Linked DNA regions of Homo sapiens: region 2 is linked to region 1. Evidence: chromatin loops called from intact Hi-C (ENCODE). Cell type or tissue: MCF 10A. All regions are shown on one strand. Each heading gives the region's core, and the rest is flanking DNA. Links, peaks and the distances in the headings are about the cores only. Region 1 has its middle 10 kb from the start of DSCAML1. Region 2 overlaps SCN2B (sodium voltage-gated channel beta subunit 2).

The links. Peaks named below come from ENCODE experiments on the same cell type or tissue, not always from the same donor. Only the 100,000 strongest peaks of a DNase experiment are listed, where the experiment ranks them.
Region 2: a loop joins it to region 1, with 5 times the contacts of the local background. A loop is called at or near these places in 12 of 110 quality-filtered maps.

The regions. Positions count from the first base shown.
Region 1 is chr11:117,805,904-117,808,811 of GRCh38, forward strand. It overlaps a transcript of DSCAML1 not described here. Among named protein-coding and RNA genes, the nearest start is that of DSCAML1, 10 kb to the left of the region's middle. In MCF 10A, for the core only: a CTCF peak has its summit at 1,763 (motif pointing right); a DNase peak (open chromatin) is centred at 1,768.
Region 2 is chr11:118,170,073-118,172,980 of GRCh38, forward strand. The region is part of intron 1 of SCN2B (sodium voltage-gated channel beta subunit 2); the gene reads right to left. Among named protein-coding and RNA genes, the nearest start is that of SCN2B, 5.1 kb to the right of the region's middle. In MCF 10A, for the core only: a CTCF peak has its summit at 1,741 (motif pointing left); a DNase peak (open chromatin) is centred at 1,749.

The DNA.
Region 1 (2,908 bases), core at 204-2,703:
CATCTCCTGCAAGTGCCTAGGAAACAGTGGCTGGCAGGTGAAGGGCGTCCCAGGTCACATGGCAGAGTCAGGGCTTAGGTCCAGGGCTCCTGACCGCCTGGCCTGCGCTCAGCTAAGTGGTGTTTACCTCCCTCCTAGGCCCTGTTGCCTTCAGACTCTTGCCCACCTTGTTCACCACTCCATCCTCAGTACCCAAGGCAGGTCTTTGATGACTGTTTGTCGAATGAAGCTATGATGATGTGGCTGGGTTGGATGATCTTTACAGTCTCACCTAGGGCAAGGGGTTCGATAAGTCTGTGAAGAGAGCTGCTTAAGCTCAGAGAAAGGAGTGGTCAGTAAAAACCAAGGTAGGATGTGAGTTGGGCTTGAGCAATGGGAAGGATATGCAGAGAGGCAGGGAAAAGGCCTCCCTGCAGGGGCTCAGGAAAGCCTGACTCTATGGTGTGTCTACCCATCTGAGACACCCACACATCTGGCACATGGCAGTTCAGAGCTGTGTCCTCAAAGACTCATCGGTCCAAACTCTGAGCTGAACTGGCGGGCTAATTGTTTGTCTGCATCAGCCAAAGTAGCTTCTTCTTTTGGCAAATCATAATCAGAGTCCTGGACTCCTACTAATAACAATGATTATAATTGAGCACTTGCTGTGGGCCCAGCACTATGCTAATTACTCCAGATGCATAATCTCCAAACAACCCTATAAGACTGGTATGATTATTATCATCCCCATTTTACAGACAGTGAAACTGAGACATAGAGAAATTAACTAAGTTGTCCAATTCACGCAGCGTCAGATGCTCAAGGCAGTCTAATTTCAAACTCATCATTCTATGTATTGACTTTGGTGGTGGTGGTAGTGTTACTGCTGTTACATTTTTTAAAGTTTGAACATGGAAAATTTCAAGAATATACAAAAGTGGGGAGAACAGTATAACGAATTATTATGCACTCATTTCCCAGATGCTACAAGAGTTGACTCATGGCCAGTTTTTTGTTTCATCTATGCTCCCCTCCCATCACCATGAATTTTTCTGAAGCAAATTTCTTGTGTTACATAATTTCATCCATTGATCATTTTGTGTGCATCTCTCAAGGATGAGGCCAAATCCTCTTTCTCAATCACAATACTTTTTGCCTCCTGACTGAGAAGTTCCTTGGCCGGGGCACCCGCTTCCCCCAAGCCACACGCCAGATTTCAGGCTAGCCACTTCCCCACACAGTGGGCACAGAGGCAACAGGCTCAGCGGGTAGCCTGTCCCCAGCTCCTCACCACACAGCCTGACCAAATGGCATCTCTCTGCCTCCTCAGAGTGAATTTTTATCGCTGAAGCCCCTGCCATCAGTCTAGTTGCTCTGCAGATGGGGAACTGGATGTGGTGGTCTGCCTGGTGGGGTTGTTGACACAAGGATGAGTCTTTCTTGACCAGGCCTGTCCTAGGCTCCAACCCTGGCCTTGCCCCAAATCCCAGTACCTACTTCAGAATGATTTGGGGGGTGGGAGATCTCCTCTGCCTGGGAGGAAATGACTCCCCACTCCGCCCAGCCTAAGAGCAAGAAGGGATGAGATGGAGCCAAGAACCTGGAGTCAGAGATTCACCGCACTTCTCATGAGCTGGGAGGACCAAGTCTCACCTTTTTGGTCTGTGGAAGTGGGAACAGAACACCGACCCTGCAGCGTGGCTGTGAATGTCTAAGGAGATGGGCAAGTTTTCTCCGCAGAGTTGTTTAGCTAGAGAAGGTCACAGTACCTGCCATGGCCAGCAGGTGTCGCCCAAAGACTGAGTATGAGAAACCTTTGGGCGGGATGGGGGCTCCTCCATGGAGATTATCTTTCAATATTAGATACAGCTGGACTTGGAAGAAGTGGAAGAAAATTCAGCCTGAAGGGTTTCTCCTTTGAAAACTCAGTCTGGTTCTGGCTTTCGTCGGAGTTAAAAATTGGAGCTTTGCAGTTTTCACCCAGGCTAGAGTGCAAAGGCGTGGTCTCGGCTCACTGCAACCTCCACCTCCTGGGTTCAAATGATTCTCCCACCTCAGCCTCCCGAGTAGCTGGGACTACAGGTGCATGCCACCACACCCAGCTAATTTTTGCATTTTTAGTAGAGATGGGGTTTCACTTTGTAGGCCAGGCTGGTCCTGAACTCCTGACCTCGTGATCCGCCCGCCTAGGCTTCCCAAAGTGGTGCGATTACAGGCGTGAGCTACCGCGCCCGGCCTGCAGTTTTCAAAGTATGCTCACATGAAGATACCACAGCAAGACAGACATCAATATCCGCATGTTACAGATGAGGAAATTGAGGCTTCAGAAAGAGAGTGACTTGCTAAAAATTATGCAGGCACTAAATGACAGAGCCATTAAGTGACAAAATATAGAATTAGAAGGCCTTCGGACTCTATATTCTGGGCAATCTGCCGACACATTCCTATGGGTCAAACCTTTAGGAGGAGTCCTGAGACCATGGCTGGGCTGTCCCTGCCCCTCTGGAAAAGATAATAGGCGCATGCCCGAAGCCCCTGGCATGCGACATGCTATCCCCTGAGAGCATTTGCCATCTCTGGGTCTCAGTGGCTCCGAAACCACACAACTACACATGCACACAGGCACAGGTGAGGTGAAGGAGAGAGAGATCCCAGACTACAGAATCCGGGATCTGTATTTTCTGTTTCCCAGTATTTGGATGTAAGAAGCTTAGCATAGGTCTTGGGGCTGGCATTTGGGAAATCCTGAACTAGAAGATAAACTAGAAGGTTTATGTTCTGTAGTTTCATAAACACTATCCACTTAAGCTTGTCAAAAACACTAATACAGTGTCTGGCACATACTTGATAGTCAACAAAAATTTGCTGAATAATAAATGGCTGAAAAACACGCAATCACCCAGCCCAGCAGAAGCCTTGGTGAACACTG
Region 2 (2,908 bases), core at 310-2,809, 360 kb after region 1:
CCAAATATTTATAAATCACCTACTGTGTGCCAGGCACTTAGTCTAGGCCCTGGGGGTTACTGCTGTGAACAGGACAGGCAGAGTCACTGCATCATGAAGCTTATATTCTGGGGAGAAGGATAGACATCAACAAGGAAAAAAATCATGGAGTTGTAGGTAGAGACACTCGGCAAGGTAGAGGGGCATTGTCTGATGTCGGGTGGGCAGGGAAGACTGCTCTGAGGGGGACACACAGGCAGCGCCCACCTGAAGTGAGAGAGTGAGCCCGTTGAAGTTTTGAGCGAGTCGAGTTCCCAGGCAAGTGTACTCCCAGGGGCCAAGTCCCAGTGGCTGGAAGGAGTTTCGTGTGCCTGAGGCAGAGGGAGCAGAATGACCGAGGGGGTGCATGGTGAGACCTGAGGTCCAAGAGTTAGGCAGGGACCAGCTCACAAAGGCTTTGTGGGCTAGGATATGGAATTAGGAGTTTCCTCTTTGGAGTGTGATAGGAGGTCCCTGCAGGGTTGGGGAGTATGGGGGCTGCTGGGAGGCTGTCCAGATGAGCCCGATAGAGGCTGATGTGGGAATCGCATAGACAAGGGGATGAGACTAGACTTGGGTTCAATCCCAGCTCCAGCATCAGAAGCTGGAAGAGTGGGGGCTACTCCTTTGTAAAACGCAGTTGGTGACACCGATCTCCCAGGGTTGTTTCGATAATGAAAAGAAGCAGTAAGTATTCAGCAAATGGTAGCTGCTATTATCCTCAATTCTCCCCAAGTTCTGCCTTGCAAACAGGAAGGGCTTCTAGGGGAGCCTCTGGCCTGGCCTGAGGGCACCTTGGAGACTGCCCCACTCCAACCAGTCCGTAGGAATTGGCGAACAGCCCAGGCCTGCAGGGCTCCTATTTTTCAAACTTTTTTTTTTTCTTCACAAAGCCGTAGAAGCAGCCGCCCTGCAGCCTGCAGGGAAATCAACATCTGCCTGGAGCACCCTTCTGCCAGCCCCGCCCCTGGCCCGAGTGACCAGGGCAAATGGCAGGACTTAAGAACCAGAGATTCTCTGAACTGGCAGCAGCCCTGGATGGAGGGGTAGGCATGGGGACCTCATCTGTTCTCCAAGCTGGGAGACAGCTGTCACCATCTGCGTTTTCTAGAGGAGGAGTCCAGGGCCGAGGATTCCAGGTGTGAGCTTAAGTGCTCATTAGGGGAATAAGGACTGGGGAGGCTGAGTGGGCCCCTGTCAGGAAGAACAAAGCCCAATTCCATCTCCTGTACTTTCATCGCCGTTCTGAAAGCATCTGGCAGCGCACCAGCCAAGGAGGAGGTGTGCAGAAAATGCCAACAGCATCTTCATCTGCAGAGGCCCAGAGCTCTGAGGGAAGGCACTGACAGTGCTTGTCCTGAGCTTACCTCCCATCCCAGGAATGTCCTATCCCTCTAGCTCTTCCCTTGGAAGGTCGATCATCTTCCCAGGGGCTCCCCAGACCAAAAAGTCTGCGTTCTGCGAAGCCCGGCGGACTCTGTGCGGGCCTCTGCCCCCCACCAAGCCCAAGGCAGTGCTCCAGATTAGAACTTGAACCTCACCATCTCGAAGGAGCTAGCACCCTGCCGTGGGGGAGGGCAGGGTAGAGAGGAGTGCGGGGGCGCCTTTTCTGGCCGGCAGGACGGGGGCAGCCGGAGAGGTGCAATGCGGGCTCCCCCTCCCCACCCTGCAGCGGGGCCCTGCAGAAGGTACCGGGCGGAACACGCGTGCCCTCTAGTGGTCACAGAGTCAAACGTCAAGTTCCATCCTGCGGAGCGAGCATGGGATCCGGAGCCACAGCTGGAGCTGAGATCAGAAACCGTAGATCTAGCCCCATTGTTTTACCGGTGAGGAAAGGCCATGAGAGCCACACACAGAGAATAGGGACAAGCTGAGGCCAGAATCATGGTTCCTAGCCCCTAATCCAATATCTCCACGTAAGCCTGTGGCCTCACCAGAATCCCAGCAGCTCTAGGGTGCTGGCCTCAGACCTCCCGCCAGTCCGGGCCCTCATTAAAGACGAGGGGACCATGGCTCAACAAGGTCAGAGCTGTGAGCAAAACTCTGGTCTCTTGATTAACTCTCCTGCTTCGGGAAAGCACCCGAATGCATGGCCAAGGCCACAGAAAGGACTTCATCACAGCCACAAACCCTTACAAAATGCTTACAACGAGCCAGGCACTGTCTACATACTCTACATACATCACCTCATTTAATACTAACAAAACCTGTTATCGCTCCCACATTCCGGATGAGGAAGATGGAGCACAAAGAAGTTAAGAGACGAGCCCAAGTTCACGGCTAGTAAGAGGCGAAGCTAGAATCTGAAGCCAGCCTGCCTGGCTCCAGACTGGGTTGAGGCATTGAAGCTGAGTGGTGAAGTGAGCCCCATTCCAAGGCATCCGATCTCTTGCCGACTATATGGCAGGTCCAACTCCAGGCAGGCCCGCCAGCAGGGAATTGTACCATTTAAAGGAACCTCCATACAAGGGGGGCCCACAATCTTCCTGGTTGTCCCATTTGAGACCAGGTCTGGGGCCTGTGTCTCCTGATTTTCAACTCACAGAAGGGAAAAGATCATCAACGGGATGAGGCTTCTGATCTTAGATCCAAAACCTCAGCAGTGGCGGGCCACCCGCTGTCTCCAAGGCACATCTGGGCCCTCAGGCCTCGTGTCATCCACTGTTCTAACTAGCCCATCTTGCAGAGACTATAAAAATTTGCTCATCTGCCAAATGCTGTCTCTTGCAGAGACTGGAAGTTAATCTCTTCACTCCTCTTTCCACCCTACAGCAACCTATGAGGTAATTATTTTCTTCTTGGTTTTTTTTTTTTTTTTTAAGTGTCTAAACAGATGAACTGTCTCCCGGGGCAGCCCCTGCCTCCCAGGTGAGTGTGGCATCCAGCCCGT